Regions from separate parts of the Homo sapiens genome. Here region 1 is linked to region 2. Evidence: chromatin loops called from intact Hi-C (ENCODE). Cell type or tissue: CD14-positive monocyte. All regions are shown on one strand. Each heading gives the region's core, and the rest is flanking DNA. Links, peaks and the distances in the headings are about the cores only. Region 1 holds the start of LINC02577 (long intergenic non-protein coding RNA 2577). Region 2 overlaps PIK3CG (phosphatidylinositol-4,5-bisphosphate 3-kinase catalytic subunit gamma).

Region 1 (12,182 bases), core at 2,468-10,467, 92 kb after region 2:
GGCATTTACTAGCCGTGGGATCCTGGGCAAATTACTTTTCTCTGAGTCCCAATTTATTCACCTTTAAAATGGGGTTAATAATGACTATCATATGAGAAGTACAATTTAAATGAGCACATGTTGTCTCTCCATATATATATATGTATATATACATGTGTATATATATATGTGTGTATATATATATATATATATATATATATATATATATATATGAGAAACTTAATATACTACCTGGTTTAAAATAGGTTCCCAGTACATTGCAATGATAATTATTAGCAATGGTAGAAATATTTAATTCAAATTGAGATTTGCATAGCTTTAGGGGTACATGAGGACATCCCAAGAGCTATGCAGACTCAGAATCAATTTCCAAATTCTTTCTCTCTCCCTCTCTCTCTCTCTCTCTCTCTATATATATATATTTCTATATTTGCTCAAAAGTGCCCCTGAATCAAGCTGCTTCTCCTTATCCACCTTTTCTTTTATAGCTCCTTTTCTTCTGCCCTACAAAAAAGTGACATATTTTTCATCCACCTCAAATTATGCTGTGGTACCTTAATTGCCCTGGGTATACAAACCTCTGGGACACCAAGCTGAGGAAAGTCAAACTATGGGTATTTGAGAGAGAGAGAGACTCTCAAAGGAAATACTCTGTTGAAGGAAATACTATGGGTATTTTCCTTTAATCAAACCAGCATAAACCAAAGGTGCAGGGCATATTATCTTTCTCTGTCTTATGCTTATCTCTTTTAGGGGCAAAGCATACCTTAAGCAGGTATGCTCACCCATGTCGGGGTGTTTGGACTTCAGGAGTATCATGGAATTAGGCAGGAGAAGTGATGGCATTTTCCTCCTGTCTTCACTACTGGCAAAGAAGGCATTGTTCCTGAGGAAAGAGACTTGAGAATAAAGCAGGCTGGGCACAGTGGCTCACGCCTGTAATCCCAGCACTTTGGCAGGCCAAGGCGGGCAGATCACTTGAGGTCAGGAGCTCGAGATCAGCCTGGCCAACATGGCGAAACCCAGTCTCTACTAAAAATACAAAAATTAGCCGGGCATAGTGGTGGGACCCCATAATCCCAGCTACTCAGGAGGCTGAAGCAGGAGAATCGCTTGAACCCAGGAGGTGGAGGTTGCAGTGAGCCGAGATCACACCACTGTACTTCAACCTCGGTGACAGAGTAAGACTCCATCTCAAAAAAAAAAAAAAAAAAAAAAACAAAGAAAAAAACAAAGAGAACATCTCTTAGAAATATTGGCCGGGCGCGGTGGCTCACGCCTGTAATCCCAGCACTTTGGGAGGCCGAGACGGGCGGATCACGAGGTCAGGAGATCGAGACCATCCTGGCTAACACGGTGAAACCCCATCTCTACTAAAAATACAAAAAATTAGCTGGGTGTGGTGGCGAGTGCCTGTAGTCCCAGCTGCTCAGGAGGCTGAGGCAGGAGAATGGCGTGAACCTGGGAGACGGAGGTTGCAGTGAGTTGAGACCGCGCCACTGCACTCCAGCCTGGGTGACAGAGCGAGACTCCATCTCAAAAAAAAAAAAAAAAGAAAAAGAAAAAAGAAATATTGAAGATGGCAGTAAGTTATTCATCCAGGTGGCAAACTCATGGGAGGTCTCTGTCTATCTTGAAATATTCAAGATTTGTAAGAAGTGTACTGGGAAATGCCAGTGAGCTATGAACCACATTTTCTCTGCAATTTCACCATCTCAGTAATGAGAGCAAGCTCTGTGAATACTCTCATTTAGCTGCATTTTACTCTATGTCTCAGGAGTGTAATTTGCATAACTTCAAGGTGAAAAGACTACAGTTTCTTCCAACATATCAAGGCTACATTTTCTAACAAAAGAAACACATATTAGAGGTAAGTTAGTATTTTGTATTTTCTTAAATATTTACTCAGATTTATAGGAGAAACACTTTCATTAATTTTTGCTAAAAGTTAGCAAAATATGAAATCTATATTCATTTCTGATGAAGGTACAGGTCTCCTGCTCACTGTCACTCATGAACAACTTTCCCGTTCATGTATTAATTCCTGCCATGTAGTTATTAGGTATATAAGTCAGCTTGTGTTGCCATAACAAAATACCATGCACCAGGTGGTTTAAATAACAGAAATTTATTTTCTCATAACTCTGGAGGCTAGAAATCCAAGATTAGGGTGTCAGCATGGTCAAGTTCTGGTGTGGGCTCTCTTCCTGGCTGGCAGATGGCTGCCTTCTCCTTATATCCTCACATGGGGGGCAGGAGGAGAGAGAGAGAGAGTGAACCAGCGAGAGAGAGAGAGAGAGAAAGGGGGCACATGAACGAGAGCATCTGGCATCTTGTCCTCTTCTTTAAAGGACACCAGTCCTAGTGAAGTAGGACCCCAGCCTGTGACCTCATTTAACCTTTATCACCTCTTCACAGGCACTATTTCCAAATATAGTCACATTAAGGGTTAAGCCTTCAAAATATAAATTTTGGGGGAATGAAATTCAGTCCACAGAATTAGCATTAAGTAATTTAACAGGAATATATTGCAGATTATACTCTAACTAATGTGCTTAGAGGTCCTTAATGTGCTTTCCATAATCTTGTACTATACTTATTGGTGACTAAGTTCTTTCTCTTGCTGTCAACTTACATAAAGTATTTAAACTATACTGTCAAAAGCAGAAATCTATTGGTTCAAAAGCAAAAAAAATTTTTCCAAAATGTAAATCTAATATGCAATGACCTGAACTTTAGAAAACTGGCTTGATTGAATTAGGATTAATTTCTCCCTTTCAGATGTTAATATATTGATTTCAGTTCTGCTAAGTGTATTGTCTTCAGTCATATTTGGGAAGAAGTTATTAGTATATACATGAATATCCCCAAGTGTCTGTCCTTCTGTCATTTCTTTACTCTGCATTTTGAGACATTCTTAAAAAATGAAATTTGGCATTGTATATAGGTCTCTGTTCACAGTCAAGGAGAAAAGTCCCCAAATGCACAATTTACAATTTTCTGTTTTTGTTTCTAACTCCAGTTTCATCTTTTTTAGGTCCATAAGCAAGACGCCTGTAAGTAAAAGGGTGATGGTATAATCAACAGCCATGTGATAAGTCTTGGCCAAGCTTTTTTGGGTCATACTTCCTAGAAACTTAGAAAGTGAGCTCTAATAATTAGGTAACACATTTCTTCTTCTTCTTCTTCTTCTTCTTTTTTTTGTAAATTAGGTAGTTTCCAATTCTTTGCTTTCAATAAAATTAAAGGAGGACCTACCCAAGTTGTCAACAGATAGGCCAATAGTTTTTGATAATAGATCACTATGTACTTTTTGACTTATAATCAAGAAGGCATTCAAATAACAGAGTGACATTTTTATCAGAAAATGCCTAACATTCTCATTACTTATTTAATTGAACAAGTTTTCTCAGGGCTTACGTCTAAAAAAATAAAAAATAAGAGTAGAATTGACGCTGACTCTGTCTCATTTTAACAGTTAGGAACAGCCACAGATACCCGAACTAATTTAAAAAGATCCATTCATTTAGTTTAATTTTCCAATAACACATAACTTGCTATGTTTTATAATTATTTATCAAAATATGCTATATATTTATGTTGCTTTGGTCAGTTGTATACTAAAAATCATTATAAAAATAATTCAATCCAGAAAACTTCAAAATTTTAAAAAGGAATAATACAAATTTTTCGGTTGTTAAAAAAGAGGTTGTTGGTGAATTTTTAAGACTGAGGGTGGGAGAGTAAGTGTCAAATTGCTATGGTGTTTAGAGTTCATTGGATACAAAGTGTGATATATTTTATTTAAAAATCAATATTTACAATATGCTAATAAGTACATATTTTGAAGTTATTCAAATTTATGATGAAAAATCTTAGGTGTCTGCTTGAAAATGTGCAAGGGGATACATAGTTTTTCAAAGTTCCTTTAGGAAGTACGAGAGGAATTAGTTCAAAGACCACTTATTTAGCTGATCAAATCTTTACAGTTTTAACAGTTGATGGTGACAAACTTCATGGAGAAAAGTAGATAAAAAGAAGGACATACATGGGTGTGTTGTTGATATGGGCTCTTGTGACAGAAAAGTAGGCTTGGTGAAAAAAACAAACAAAATAACACATAATTCCCAAGTTCTTAAATTTTTTTGGCCAGCACCTTTGAGACATAGCATATCCATTGTTTATGAACTTTGCAAAGCAGATTTATGAGGTTGGTTTTTCTTTTGGATGGGCTTAATTATGTTGGAGACCAATAATCCACTGTTTTAGCCATATTACCATGTGCCTGGCACTGTGCTAATTACTAGAGATGCAGAGATGAACAAGGAGAGAGGATCCCTCAAGGAACTGACAGGATAGAAGAAAAAGGGAAGTTAAACTAGTCTAAGTTGGAAATCAATGATGATGTGCTTTAAGTATTTTTCATTTGTATTCCATATTTGCACAAAAAACTTGAGATGGATAAAGATCTCCCTCATCATCCAACCTGTTGAGGAATGGAACAGGACGGAATAAAATGGTGGAAGGAAGGTGAATTTGCTCTCTCTTTTTGAGCTGGGACATCTGTCTTTTCCTGCTCTCTGACAATGGTGCTCTTAGTTCTTGGGCCTTTGCACTTGGGCTGGTTTGTACCACCAGCTAAGCTTTCCTAGGTCTCCAGCTCACAGACAGCAGATTGAGGGACTTCTCAGCCTCCATAATCATGGGAGCCAATTCCATATTTCTCTATCTCTATACCTCCTATGGGTTCTGTTTCTCTGGAGAACCCTGACTAATACAAATGGTTTATAGTACAAGATTCTCTGAATCCTTGGGGTTTGGATCTTGATGTTTAAAGTTAATGCTCTAAAATTTAAAAGAAAAAAAAAAGAAAATCCCTTTTTTCTTCTCTCAAACTCTTGCTACTTACAATAGAGAGCCATACCCCCAACCCTAAATGTGCCCAATTTCATCTGATCTAGGAAGCTAAGCCCAACTAGCGTTGGGCCTAGTTAGTATTTAGATGGGAGAAAACCAGGCCCCTGTAGGCCATGGTTTCTGGTGTCCATTTACCAAACTCTCCTCTGTAGTTCATGATCAATGGCTTTTGTTCTGCCTGGATGGTCCTACCCTGTTGTACCCAGAAAGTGTCTGCTGACTGCTGAATGGTGGGTGAAAAGAAAGGGCAATAGGAATTAGAAAGCATGTGGTTTAATAATTTTTAAAAATTCCCTACTTTAATTAGGAAGTGATGCATATTTCTGGAATTTTCACCAAGAGATCATGGTGTTTCTAGGAAGCTGGCTAACTACGCCTGATATATTTAAAAAACAAAAAAACCCCAAACCCAAAAAACTACAACCTACTCAATTACATTGCAACTTGCCGGGAATTAAGTAATGGTGTTCTCAGAACTGTAGAGTACAATGTAATCAGTGTTTATCTGATTCTGTGCTGAAGAGTCTGGGCTTAACTTCCTGAGGACCAGCAGGCTACCTAGCTGGTAATGTCTCTAGAATGGAGAGCAGCTCATCCAAGAGCCCAGCTTTTGAGGGCATAGAGTTGATGAATTTCATGGGAAAGGCAGGACCCTTCACTCCAACTTCTAGCTGTTTGATAGCAATTCTCAAGCTTTAGTATGAATACAAGTCATTTAGGAAGATTGTTTAATAATATAGATTCCTTGAACCCCCATACAGATCATCTGATTCATAGGTCTGGGTTGGGGCCTAGGAATTTACATTTTTGCATACTTCTTCTGGACCATGTTTTGAGACCTTTAGACTCCCATTTGGAGAGCCTAGGATAAAAATTTAGGAATTGTTGAAAATACCATCCTTAGATCCAGACCGGAGGGGCTCCTGCCCTGGGGTCTGTGATTTAGAAGGCCCTGCTCTGGCCCTCCCCTGGCCATGTTGGTCTCCATGGGATGAGGAGTCTGGGGGCTCTAGGGGATATGCCAACCTTGAGACTGTGAGCAGACTTCCAGACTGTGATCTAGGGAGAGAGAGAGAGACAGAGAGAGAGAGGTTGATTTTGAAGAACTGGCGCCTGTAATAATAGAGGCTGAGAAATCCCACAATCTGCTATGTGCAAGCTGGAGCCCAGGAAAGCCAATGGTGTAGTTCAGTCCAAGTCAAAATGCCTGAGAACCAGGGAAGCCAATGGTGTGAATCTCAGTCGAGGGCCAGAGAAGATGTGATGAAATGTCTCTGCTCAAGCAGGCAGGCGGCAAGCAAGTTAAGGGCGAATTCCTCCTTCCTTTGCCTTTTGTTCTCTTCAGGCCCTCAGGAGAGTAGATGGTGACCACCCACACTGGGGCAGACACCAACTTTGCCAATCCACGGATTCAAATTCTAATCTCCTCTGGAAATACCCTCACAGACATACCCAGAAATCAGGTTTAATCCGAGCACCTGCGTCCAGTCAAGTTGCCACATAGAATTCAGCATCACAGGTGCTGAGCTGGCTCCTGACTGTGCAAGGGCTTCTTCCCTGGTCTGACCTCCAGAGGGCATACCCTGCTGGGTGTGTCCTTACGCCTGAGTAGTGGCCAAAGGGCAGCTGTTTGTGGAGGTGTGGATGGAGTTGACTGTGTGAGCTGCAGCATGCACTAGTGGCCCCAGGAAGTTCCTCATTCATGGAGGGCTGGCTGTGGGAAAAGAGGGAGCATGGGCTGTGAGCCAGGAGTTAGCACTCCCTGTGCCACCGCATTCCTACCTTGGGTTTCTGGGTTGTTTGGAGGGTATATTTATCAGATAGGAGAATAGGATCTTTTATTCAGCAGTTTGTTAGCTTTGATTTATAACTTCTAAATAACTAGACACATGGTTTGGGGACCTTAGTCTGTACTCTTGCTTTGGGCCCCACAAATGTTAGAGGCAGACCAGATCAACATTTCCAGATTAGTAACATCTTAGACTTGATTTCTTCTAAACAAGAATTGTCCTTCAAGCCAGGCCCCAGGGAGGGAAAAATGGACAAAAGGTAAAGGAAATATGACCTCCAGGCTGGCAGGGCCCAGGGAGGGAAAACCCAGCTTGTGTGGCAAGGCAGCAAATCTTGGCGTGTCCTTTCTAAGCCCTGTCTGCATCTCAGGTAAGGAGTGAGAGAATGGGAATGGGGCATAATTCTGTTTTGCAGAACTGACAGACTTGAGCTATCTTGGGGGACCCAAAATCTAGGTTTTTCTAATTTCATTCTCTCCAGGATTCTAGCCTCCCCAGCATGAGTCAAGTTGTCCTAATTTTTCCTAGAATGAGATAATAGTCTGAAAATGTGAACACTTTTCTGGGTAACTTTAACATATTTTCAGAAACAATTGCACATAAAAAAGACTTCTTCAATTATTTTATAAGGGGATTAACACGGAAACTTTTTTTTTGTATTTCACACACATTGGAATGTGTAAAAGGCATTGTTACATGACAGTCACTACTTGATACCATATTCCACATACTTTAATGAAAATATTCCTTAAAACACCCAATTACTTTTCTCCCATTAGATCTGCTATGTACAGTTGTCCAGGTTGTTGACTGTGTAAGAATACTTAGCCCAAGAAATGAATAGGATCTAAAATCCAGCCTACTGTCTCCTTGTCAAGCTGAGCGCCCTGACATGGCCTGCATTCACCAGGAGGAAGGATGCTTTTTTCTAATCACAAAAGTCACAGTCTGCTTGTCAAACCACATACCTTGCTCATGAGAGGGGCATGTTTGCTGAGGTTACCCTCAAACTAACAGAGCTGAGGATGCTAAAATGATGCCATATGTTGAGGAATAGTGAAAGCCTTCTGGGGAGATGGTCATCTTGGAATCTGATTACTTGCCCTCTCCCTCTCTGCACCCTCTCTCCCTCTCTCACTTCCACTGCAGTGAAGAGAAAGAATGCCTTTCTGGGAAAAAAATTACTGGCAAAAAAAACAAACCAAACCAAAACAAACGCCAAGAAACCCCACAACAACACAGCTGCTGTGATTTCTGTGGGTCCCAAAGAAAAGAGGAGCTAACTGCTGCTTCAGCCTGTGTAATAGCCAGGTCCTGGGACAGAATTAGCTACAGTTAGAAAATAAAGTCAACAAGGTGAGTACAGCTGGAGATGGAACATTTACTGCTACCCATCTACTAGCTTGGAATCAGGGAAGTAATTAGTCCAGTGTGGATCAGCATTGGTCATGGACTAGAGGAGGACATCTACCCTTGCCCAATCCTGAAGCCCCTTTTGGGCCCTGCTGGAACTCACAGTCCATTATTAGCAAAACCCAATAGTGTCAACCTTGGCTCTGACTCTTCCAGCACCATCTCACTCTGATGAAAACATGGCTGTCCTCTGGGAACACTGCCTTCTGATTCTGTCGTTATTCTCCTTGTCCCGTGGTGGCTGTGGTTTGCTCCCTCCAGTTGTGCCATGGGGCCTGGAGGTGGGGTGCGTTTCTTTTACACTCCTCATTGCCACTTCTGCATCATTACCTCTTTCTCTTTCCTAAAAGTGTCCTGCATTGAATCTCAGGTCATCAGGTTATGTCACCTGACTTCTCATTTTGTGACATCTGTCATCCTGAAGTCATTCCCCCTGGTTCCTCAGTGTTCCTGCCTCACCATTGCATTCCTCTTCCTGTCTTAACTCTGGGCAAGTTCAACTTACACATGGATTGTCCCTCCATTATCCTGGTCTCTCAGTTCCCTACTGACCTTTCCTCTCACAATCTGGTCCTTCCCCTTTCATCACCGTGATTGCAGACCCTGTCATTTCCCACAGCTGTGTGGCCTCCACGGCTGCAAGGCATGCCGCCCACTCTAGGACCCCTGCTTCCTCTCTTCCTAGCACGCTTCCTCAATCACCCTGTGTGCTAGAACTGTCAAAGCAAAGTGCCACAAATTAGGTGGCTTAAAGAATAGAAATGAATTCTCACACAGTTCTGGAGGTTGGAAGTCTGAGATCAAGGTGTTGATGGAGTTGGTACCATGTAGGGGGCTGCCCCAGGCTGCTGTCCTGGCCTCTGATGAATTGCTGGCAATCCTTGGCTTGTAGACTCATCACTCCAACTTCTGCCTTCGTGTTGACATGGTGTTCTCCCTGTGTGCCTGTCTGCACCCAAATTTCCTATTTTTATAAGGACACCAGTCACACTGGATTAGGACACCCCCTCATCTTAACTAGTCAGGATAAGTAAGGTAACATTCTGAGGTACCAGAGGTTAGGACTTCAACACTTAAATTTTTTTTTGAGGGGGGCATACAATTTAACCCCTAACATGCTCCATCTCCAGCAGTCCTTCCACTCCCATCTTAAATTCATGAACATAAACCCTTAATGCTGCTTGGCAAAGGCAAACATACTCCCTGATATGGTTTGGCCCTGTCCCCACCCAAATCTCATCTTGAATTGTAGCTACCATAATCCCCATGTGTTGTGGGACGGATCTGGTGGGAGGTAATTGCATCTTGAAGACAGGTTTTTCCTGTGCTGTTCTTGTGATAGTGAACAAGTCTCACAAGATCTGACGGTTTTATATAGGGCACTTCCCCTGCACACGCTCTCTTGCCTGCCGCCATGTAAGATGTGCATTTGTTCCTCCTTTGTCTTCTGCCATAATTGTGAGGCCTCCCCAGCCATGTGGAACTGTGAGTCCATTAAGCCTCTTTTTCTTTATAAATTACCCAGTCTCAGGTATTTCTTCATAGCAGTATGAGAATGGACTAATACACTCCCTCCCCTATGTCATCAGTTTTTCCCCTCTTGGCCTCATCATTACTATCACCATATAAAGATGCTCTTATTTCTCTCACATTAATTATATTAAAAACTTTCTTGACCCCACATCCACCTGTAACTCTCCCTCCAGCTCTACTATCTCTGCTGCTCTTCACTGAATGATTCTTCTGGGGTTGTCTATACTTACTGCCTTCAATTCTTCTCCTCCCATTCCCTTCAGTCCCTTCCAATCAAGCTTTTGCCTCCACTACTCCTCTGAAAGTTCTCATGTCAAGGTTAACACAGTTTGTAGTATTAGTGAATTTCTTCTTTCTTTTTTTTATCATGGTTATCCTCGATGAAAAATTGAACTTACTCCCATTTATTGCATGCATTAAGTGATGAGGTTTGCCCAAAGCTCAGGAAAACAACAAGGAGAAGGTGAAATAATGAACAATATATAGATTGGCAGGAAAAATACAGAATGAAAAAATTGTTTAGAATAAGGTAATCCTTTTATAGCATTGGCCACTCTATAGAGATTCGATTTTTAGCATTTACATTTACACATTTTAACCAATTACTTTGCCCACTTGGAGCACGTGGATGCATTTACACTGACCACTCTGTGTCCTTCCAGGTTTTCCCTGGATGGCCTTCTTGATCTCTGGCAATTTGGAATCCCAAGCCCTTTCTGGGATTATTACCTAGCCCCCAGGTCAACCCTCTCTAGGGATCCAGGGTGGAGGAGGGAGGAAGAGGAGGGGGTGGTGGTAAAAGGGGGTAGGAGCAGGAGGATTTAGTGGAACAAAGGGATGAGAGAAAATAGGAAAGAAGAAAAAGCAGCAGACCCAGGCAACATGTGCTGTGGCCATAATAACTGTTTTCTGTACTGTCTGCTGCAACTAAATTTTAAAAACATGCTTACCCTTTTTTTTTTTTTAAATGAACAAACTCCTTCAGAGGGGGTGGATTGTATAGTTTCTGGCATGCTGCAGGGGAGAAAAAGTCCATCTCGATAACTTATAAGCACGCTTTGAATTCAGAACTTTACAATTCTTCAGAAACAACTAATGAAAAAAAGAGTGCTGTTGGGCTGACTGTGAGTCACTTCCCCACCCTATGATTCACTAAGTCACAAATGCTGGACATGCGGACAGGGGAGAAGGACTTTTGATTTTGAGGATTCATGAGCTGATTCAGTACTGTCTTTATGTTTTGATGCTATCCAAGTTCAAGCTTTGAGGTGTTTTGGCATCATAAAGCAGCATCAAGGTAAGGGATCAAAGGATGGGAAAAGCCAGCATGAGTGAAGGTTTGTTAGCTAGAAGCGTCCAATTCTTGCATAATATCAGAAGGCAAGGTTAGGCAGCTACTGATAGCATGGATGCTGAAGAAAGCTGAAGTACTTTCAAATCCAGATAGCTCCAATTGCTTGCTCTCCTATGACTACTCTTAACTGAAATATTTATAGTGACTCAAGAACGACAGCAAAATAAATATCCTTGGGCTCCCCACTGGTCTAAATCCCTTCACAAAAAACCTTGTCACTGGAAACACTGACAAATACTATATGTTTAGAAAACATCATATAAAATATCCAAATAAATAAGCTATACAGTAATTGGTCCTTTAAATTATTTTAAGGAGGTAAAATATTCTAACATCTGAATTTCTACCTGTCAGAGGCTTTTGAACCAGAGCAATTCCATCTTGAATAGGGGGTGGGTAAAATAAGGCTGAGACTTACTGAGCTGCATTCCAGGAGGTTAAGGCATTCCTAGTCACAGGATGAGATAGGAGGTCGGCACAAGATACAGGTCACAAAGACCTTGCTGATAAAACAGCATGCGTAAAGAAGCTGTCCAAAACCCACCAAAACCAAGATGGCGATGAAAGTGACCTCCAGTCGTCTCACTGCTCATTATACACTAATTATATAATGCGCTAACATGCTAAAGACACTCCCGCCAGTGCCATACAGTTTACAAATGCCATGGCAACATCAGGAAGTTACCCTATATGGTCTAAGAAGTCGGCAGGGGCAGAGGCGGGAACCCTCAGTTCCGAGAATTGCCCACCCCTTTCCTGGAGACTCATGAATCATCAACCCCTTGTTTAGCATATAATCAGGAAGTAACAAAAAGTATCATCAGTCGAGCAGCCCATGCCGCTATTCTGCCTATGGAGTAGCCATTCTTTATTCCTTTACTTTCCTGATAAACTTGCTTTCACTTTACTGTATGGACTTGCCTTGAATTCTTTCTTGCGTGAGGTCCAAGAACCCTCTCTTGGGTTCTGAACTGAGACCCCTTTCTGTAACAAAAACATTTAATTACGACGTCATGACATTCTGGAAGGTTTCTTTGGAATGATGTCCTAGTTTGAGCTCCCAGTTTGATAGTACAAGTTGAGTATCCTTAATCAAAAAATCTGAAACCTGAAATGCTCCAAAATTTGAAATTTTTGAGTGCCAACATGGTACTCAAAGGAAATGCTCATTGGAG
Region 2 (8,000 bases), core at 1-8,000:
TTGCTGGAATTTAAATGGTATAACCACTTTGGAAAAATGGTATCTTGTAAAATTACACACACACACCATCTGACCCAACTACCCCACTGTTAAACATTTACTCAAAAAATGAATGGAAAACAAACTGTGGTATATCCATACAAGGGACTACTACTAAGTCATAAAAAGAAACAAATTACTGATACATACAATAACATGAATGAATCTTAAAAGCATTATGGAAAGTAAAATAATTCAGATATAAAACTATATACTATATGATTCCTCTTAATAAAAGTCTAGAAAAGGCATTTTATGATAGAAAGTAGATCTGTTGCATTATCACAGAGAATGGGAGGAGAAAAAGGACTAACTGCAATGGGACATGACAGAACTTTTTCTGTAACATGTCTATGGAAATGTTCTAGATCTTGATTGTGGCGGTGGTTATATAATTGTATACATTTCTCAAAACTCACTGAATTCTACTTTTTTTTTTTTTTTTGAGACGGAGTCTTGCTCTGTCACCCAGGCTGGAGTGTAGTGGCGTGATCTTGGCTCACTGCAACCTCCACCTCCTAGGTCCTAGTTCAAGCAATTCTCCTGCCTCAGCCTCCCGAGTTGCTGGGATTACAGGAATGCACCACCATGCCTGGCTAATTTTCTTTTGTATTTTTTAGTAGAGACGGGGTTTCACCTTGTTGGCCAGGCTGGTCTTGAACTCCTGACCTCGTGATCTGCCTGCCTCGGCCTCCCAAAGTGCTGGGATTACAGGCGTGAGCTACCGCGCCTGTTCCCTGAATTCTACATTTTAAATGGACAATTTTTATTGTATACAAAGAATATCTCAAGCTGATTTTAAAAAATATGGAAGGGAAATTATCTGGTATTGAGGCTTTCATAACCAGTGATTAGACAAGGGCTTATGAGAAACCCATCCAGAGACTCTCCAGCTTCCCTGTCTCTGCATAAACATTAGCTTTTAAGTACTGGGCCCCAGCAAGCACGTTAGACATCTTCAAGACATAAAGACCACATGGAGACATCCAAGTGATACCTACTGCCAGCGCTCCTGCTTTCAGTCCAGGATCATATGGAACTCTAAAGCTTTCGGGGAGTTGAGAATTCTGCAGGTTTTCAAGCTTTTGTTTAAGTTGTGAAATAACTGTAATTGTCAAAAGTACACAAGAGTTATGTGAGTTCCAGAAATCATCAATATTATCTATTACATTTCCTGAGAACACATTTATTCATAGCATTCTATATATTTGTTCTGGTGTAGAGCAGGAGAAATGTGGGTGGGCCCTGCCTTTGAGGAGCTAACCATATGAGGTGGCAAGATACATTGGGCTTAAGGTGAGCAACATAACCATGTACACATACTACAACAGGGGACAGAAATATGTGAATATATGTGGGATAACACATAGACACCAACACAATCCAAGTAGAGAAGTATGCTCTGAGGGTGATGCTAAGGAATTAATACTGTAGTTTTCTTTCCAGCACATTAAACTTTAAACTACCATCTGATTTGAGGAACAGACATTTTAAGAAAATAATACATGGAATTTGGTTAGGGTTCTGTAATTTCTTTTCAGAAGAGGAAGTTAGGTTCTGTAGAGAAGTAGAGAAGATGGATGTGACAGCCTTAAAATTCTAAAGGCAAAATATGTGAATTAAAAATTACTGGATGACTGACAGAATGAGGGTCAGTACAAATGTTTTCCTTTCTTAAAATGCAAATAAAATATTATTATTACCATCATCATTTTTAGGAGGAAGCATTGTAAGAATCAAAGGGAGAAAGAAATTTTAAATATTCAGGAGTTTAAAATACTGGTTGAGTACATGAAGTGTCTATGTAATGAGCCATAGTGCTAGGTCTAGGTATATAAAAATGAAAAAGAGATATTCTCTAGATTCAAGGTTGATACAGTTTACCAGACCAGGAAGATATGTTAAAGACTTTAATTTAATGTAGTATCAATCAAAATCTACAGAAATACAGAGAAGGAGTGATTAATTTTCCTAGGGCAGGGGCAGGTTTTCTTAGGGTAGGAATAAGATATTGGAAACAGCTTGAGAGAGAAGGTGGTGTGTGTGTGTGTGTGTTTATTACCTTTATGCACACACACACACACACAGATACAGAGTCGTCTCTTGCTGTCTGTAAGGATTGGTTCCAGGACCTCCTGCAGATATCATAATCCATGAATGCTCAAGCCCCTGATATAAAATGGTATAGTATTTGCATATGACCTATGCACTTCCTCCCATATACTGTAAATCATCTCTAGATACCTATAATATCTGATACAATGTAAATGCTATGCAAATAGTTGTTACACTGTACTGTTTAGGGAATAATGACAGGAAAAAAAGTCTGTACATGTTCAATGCAGATGCAATTTTTTTCCCAAATGTTTTCTATCCATGCTTGGTTGAATTTACAGATGTAGGACCCCAGATAGGGAAGAATGAATGTATCTCTATATATCACTCTGAGATATATAGATGAAGAAATGCCAAAAAATTAAAATAGCCTCTCAAAAATTCATCATTTTATAAGACTGTAAACTTGAAAACTGTATGTGCATATTCAGAGATGTGAAGAAAAAGGTAAAGATTTGGAAATATCTAATCTTTGTGTATGCAACTGTTCTTAAAAACTACATCTTACATCTGCATAATGCTGCTTAATTTTTCAGTTAAGAATATGTAAATATATAGTTAAAAATTATGAACTTGTAAAAGGAGAACTTTAAATTTGTTTACTCCATGCAGACAGAAAACTCAAAAATGTGTTCTTGGTGCCTTCAGGAGGATGCAACTTGGATTCCAGGAAGAAAAAGAATTATAGGAACAATGGCATTTGGAGATGAAGGCATTTGGAAAGAGAACACAGAAAATATAGCCACCGTACCTTGGGAACTGACGTCATACTTTTCAGCAGAGAGCGATTTAATATCAAGGGTGACTTTTTGTAACATCTCGATTACTTGGACTTGTTGGGTAAAGTCGTGCAGCATGGCTGTGCCACAGCCCCTCAGATAGGCTTCCAGAATCACAGCGAACCTCTGCTGATAGTGTCTGGACTGGGCTATCTCACTTCTCAAGAACCAAAACAAAAAGTGACCAATTCTTTTGTTCTGAGGGCAGGTACAAGAAAGTTGAAATTATTATGACTAATGCTTTAGGTCTACCAGTTAATTCTTGGCAACTTAAAATTTCACGCTATTATCAAAATGGAAGTACTTACTCTTAAACCACGCTTCAGCAGAAATCTGGCAAGGGCGCTATCATGGTATGGTTCAAATTTCACAGCCTAAAGGAAGAACACATTGGCATTTGTAGGACTGTACTCTATGTCGTTGAATCAGGGAAAAGGAAATGGAGAAGAACTGGTGCTCTGCTTTACTGGGTCTTCACGGCTAGAAAGATGAAAATCTTAACAGTCACTTAAGTTTAATCCTGTCTGTTAGAGGACACTTAGGACCAGACTGAACCACTTGCTTAAGATCATAGAGCAGCCGATGACATAACTGGGATTAGAGGATGAAACTTTTGACTCACAGTCATGTGCTGCTGATAAATTCAAAGGTGAAGAGGTGAGGGAATTTGCTCTAATTAGGTCTTACTGGTTTTGTTGGAGGGGTAGAGGGGGAAGATGGAGACACTGTAACCAATCTATAAAGTGGAAGGTAAGAGAGAATGTGAGAAAGAAAATGGACAGTGGAGATATAGTATAATACACGTAAGGAGAAAAATATTTGTTAGATGGAAAGATCCTAAAAGCCCTATAGCTTCCCTTTTCGGCATCTCACTGGCAAGTCACTGAACTGTCTCACAGGTCCTTAACTACAAGTAAACAGTGGCTCTAGATCAATCCACACAGAGCAATCACTACCCTCTGCCACACTGTGGTGTGTACAGAGCTTTCTGTCCAAAAGTCCCTGATTTTATGTTTTCTTAAGTATAATTTGATCTTCATTTTTAGTGTTTAGTAATTTTCATATCACTTGGCTGATGTTAGAGAATATTGACTTAGTACAGCTCCATTACTGATGAGGAAGAACTGATAAAATGTAAAAAACACAATTAAATCTTGTGAGTGCATAGGTGTTTCATTGTTCTCTGTGCTTTTCTGTAAGTTTGAAATAGTTCATAATTTTAAAAGCAGCAACACTAACATTGTTCAGATTATTATAAAAGCATATATAAAGTTAGAGGATAGATGTTATATGTAAACATGAAGAAAGACTTAATATTAAATATCTCAGAGTATACACTTTATGAATAGAAATGGTGTATCCTTTTTTCCTAAGGAACGGAAGAAATTCACATTCTAGTTTATATTTTAGGAACTGGAGGCTTCTTGGAAGGATTTATAATTCTTCCTCTGGTTTTCCAGTTTGGACATGATCACTAGTGGCTTCATCATGTTTCAATTATACAAGTGTTTACAAAAATGCTTTTCAAAAGTATGGTCAAATAGGTGCCACTGTAGCTGCATCAAAGGCCTTAATTCTGAGAATGTGGTCTTTTAGCCACCAGTACTCATTTTCGCAATGTTTTAAGTTTCTAAGCCAGATGTGAGTCTTTCTGACCTTCTTCAGGTTTCACTTCTGTAAAGACAGTGCAGATCTCAACTAGGAGACCATTTTGATCAGGAATGAGTCATTTAGCCATAGCTGAAAATGTCTCAAGTAGTTTTACAAATGACTATTCTTCTTCAGATTTAAGACCACAAATTCAATGTTAATATTATGTATTGACCTCTTTCATTTAACACATTTCTAAAAAGAACATTATTCATTTTCCAGCTCTTTAAAGTTTACTTGTGAACATGACAATGAAAAATAATTCCTGTTAGCCTTGGGGTTTGCAACAGAGCTCATCCAAGTTTTTTTCATGTTGTTTCTGTTATGGAGAGCTAGAAAACTGAAGATTCTTTAATTATTCTAAAATTCTTTAGTGTTATACAAATATCTCAACTAGTGAAAAAACTACTGAATATATTTAATGGATGAAAACAAAGCCAAATGTAATGTTTCAAGTATCTAACAGGAAGGTGAAGATTGAGAGTTTAAGTTGAGGCTATCCAAAATGCTTATCAGAAAACTCCAGAACTTCCTATAAATACGGATAGTGATTAGATAGTTTAGTGTGTAAAATTTAGTCTGGCTAATCCTAAAGATCTCAGGTCAAATGTCACTTACTCAGAACTGTCCCGGGGTCTCTTAATCAAAATTAAGTGTCCCTTGGACCCCTGGACTGTTTTCTCATAATACGGTATAGTTTTCCCTAAAGTATTTGTCACAATTTGGTATTAAACATCTATTTGTGTGTGTACTCATTTAATGCCAGTCTTCTCAGTACATGTTGTTGAATTAATGAATGAAGGCTGTGCTCTAAAATAGCATTTCTATTCAAATTCCTTTACTTCTTTTCCCTTGTCAAGCAGTACAATATAAGTTGAGAACTGCTAAAGTGAGCAGGGGAACTGTTCCCCCTTCTTTCTTTAACTTCTTAACTAAACCTTAGAAAAATCACTTGTCCTCTCAGGACCCCAGGGAACATCATGAGAAACGGAGCAGAAATACATACAGTCCTGTACCTATCTGCAGAGAGGAGCTTTCAAGACTCTACCCAGATATGAGATATTATTCTGTGAACTGTAACAGACATACACAGAGAATAAGACCTTTTATCTCTAGCCCCAGAATCCTGACACCAGACTGATGAAGGATATGGTGGTGGATTTGTGAAGGATTTGGGGTAGTGAAAAGAGCAGGATCTGGAGGGAGACCTCCTGGGTTTGAATTCTGGTCTACCTCTTTCAAAGTATGTGACCTTGGGCACATTACTTAGCCTCTTTGTACCTCAGTTTCCTCATGTAAAAAGTGCAAATGTCAATTTGACCTCCATCATAGTTATTGGAAGAGTTAAATGAGATAATACACTGAAAGCATGTCAGTCACTTGGAGCCTTGGCACAAGAAAGCATTCAGTAAGTGCAATCTATCATTAAAATAATAAATGAGAACAAAGTATTCCCACAGGGCCAATTCTCCTAAAAACGTGAAGTACTAATGTCTGCAAAACCCTTGTCAGCAAACCCTCCGAGACAGTAAAAATGTACATGGAACAGTTTACTACTTTTTGAGGCAGCTTCATCATATCTACTTTTGCCGATGATGAAGCTCTGAACAAAGGGCATTTGATGACAACTGAATGGAGTGCCTGTGCATATGCAAATCAATTCCTTTTGAGAAGGCTTCCATTGATAACACCAACATCCCCTACCTGGACCAATTGTAGAAGGTAATGCAGAACATCATCGTCCTCCAAGCTCTCCAGTTTCTGAACTGCAATGGCTCTTACATTTTCATCTGAGAAGTTGCAGTCCAGGAGCTGCATTGTTAACCCAACATCCAAAGCACTTTGATCCCAGACTTCCCTTCTGGCCAACAATTGGTATGTTTTGGCCACAATTTCTTGCTGTCCCCATTTCACTGAACTAAATAGCTTAGGATATGCTTTTGGGTGCTTAAGGCTTTCGTATCTAAAATGCCAGAGCAATTCTTTGTCCTCTGCTGTGAGAGGGTTAAGTGGATCAGTGGCTATGATCGCCTCCAATTGCTTGCGAAGCTGGTTGGGCATTTCTGCTCGAACCCGGTCCCCTTCCGGGTCAGGGGTGGGCTGATGCTTAGGCAGGGCTATCGGGTGGCAGTAATTGTCCAGAAGAATGGAGATGGACATTGAGTTCTCCTTGTCTGGGTTAGTTGCAGACGTGAGTTTGTCAGCATTGAAGCTTCCTTGGTCTTCTCCCTTCCCAGATATCTGCCACATGTGGAGGACGTATTCTCCACGGCGCAGGAGGAAACGGTGGTCTATCAGCAGCAGGTTCACATAATAGAGAAGCTGAACTTTGCCCTTGGACTCAGAACTGGGGGACTCTGCAGAGGCCTTGCTGGACAGTGCTGGAGCTTTACCGCAGTAGATCTGGAGGTTCAGTAGAGCCCCTTTGGGCAAGTCTTTGATTTTGATACTGAACTCAAGCCACACATTCCACAGCACCTCCTCTGTGAAGGGTTTGGGGCTGGTTCTCCTTTGGCAAAGGACTTGTTGCCCATGCTGGATGTTTGCCTCTACAAAAACTGTGAGGTCGGTGTTCCGAGGCAGGACGGGGATATCAATGCCTCTGATCTTGACCCTGAACTTGCGGTCGCAGTCCCACAGGGACACGGTGAACACACTCTCGTGGTCCTTGCCGTGGATGGTAAGCTGCTCATGGTAGCCGGTGACTCCCGTGCAGTCATCCACCAGTGGCCACTCTTCCTTCCTCACCTCGTCTAGGGCCGGGTCTGGAGGCGTGTCCAGTACCACGTGAATCTCTTCTCCGTTCTTGAGGCAGTGCCTCACCCACTGGAAGTTTTTGATGGGCGTTTCGCCCACCAGGTACTCATCCCGGCCACAGACGCGCAGCACAAAATCCTGTTCGCTTTGGCTTTCGGGAATATCCATCAGAGATTTCTTCTTGGCCATCTTGGTGAAGAAGCTCTGCAGGATGGCGCCGGGGGTGTCGTCGGGTGAGACCTTAATGGTCTGGCTGGTGGTGCTGCGGTGAATGACGATGAAGATGCAGTTGTTGGCAATCTTCTTCCACAGGTACTCCGGGAGGGGCTTGGACGTCACCCACGGGTGCATGGCGTAGAGCTTGGGGTCGCGGCTGGCCACCTCCGCCATGCGCGGGGTCACCAAGCCACGGCGCGTGAACTCCAGCTCATCGTCGTGCACGTTGCTGACGTCAGTGACGTCATAGCCAATCAGCGCCGTGAGCTGCCGCTGGAAGGCTTGGGACTCCTCGGAGGGCGGGTGCCGCTGCACCAGGTGGATCTGGCCCGGGCTCCGGTGCGTGGCCTTCCAGTAGCGCAGGCAGTCCAGAGTCTGCACCACCTGGTACTTGTCGTAGATCTCGTACCACTGCCCCTTCTTCTGATAGAGCAGGAGGAAGTG

What was found. Hi-C counts contacts between places; a loop is a spot of excess contacts. Peaks named below come from ENCODE experiments on the same cell type or tissue, not always from the same donor. Only the 100,000 strongest peaks of a DNase experiment are listed, where the experiment ranks them.
Region 1: a loop joins it to region 2, with 3 times the contacts of the local background. A loop is called at or near these places in 3 of 110 quality-filtered maps.

Annotation. Positions count from the first base shown.
Region 1 is chr7:106,774,444-106,786,625 of GRCh38, reverse strand. It overlaps LINC02577 (long intergenic non-protein coding RNA 2577), which reads right to left and starts at 11,608. Exons shown (of 5, transcript NR_170304.1): 1 at 11,426-11,608. It also overlaps the pseudogene RNA5SP236. RefSeq lists enhancers at 10,338-11,537, 11,649-11,943. In CD14-positive monocyte, for the core only: a CTCF peak has its summit at 6,481 (motif pointing right); no DNase peak of the experiment used is centred there.
Region 2 is chr7:106,867,844-106,875,843 of GRCh38, reverse strand. It overlaps PIK3CG (phosphatidylinositol-4,5-bisphosphate 3-kinase catalytic subunit gamma), which reads right to left. Exons shown (of 11, transcript NM_001282426.2): 2 at 6,288-8,000; 3 at 3,242-3,307; 4 at 2,906-3,131; 5 at 1,041-1,144. Among named protein-coding and RNA genes, the nearest start is that of PIK3CG, 6.6 kb to the right of the region's middle. In CD14-positive monocyte, for the core only: no CTCF peak of the experiment used is centred there; DNase peaks (open chromatin) are centred at 3,533, 3,833 and 4,613; H3K4me3 peaks cover 5,023 bases; H3K27ac peaks cover 6,563 bases.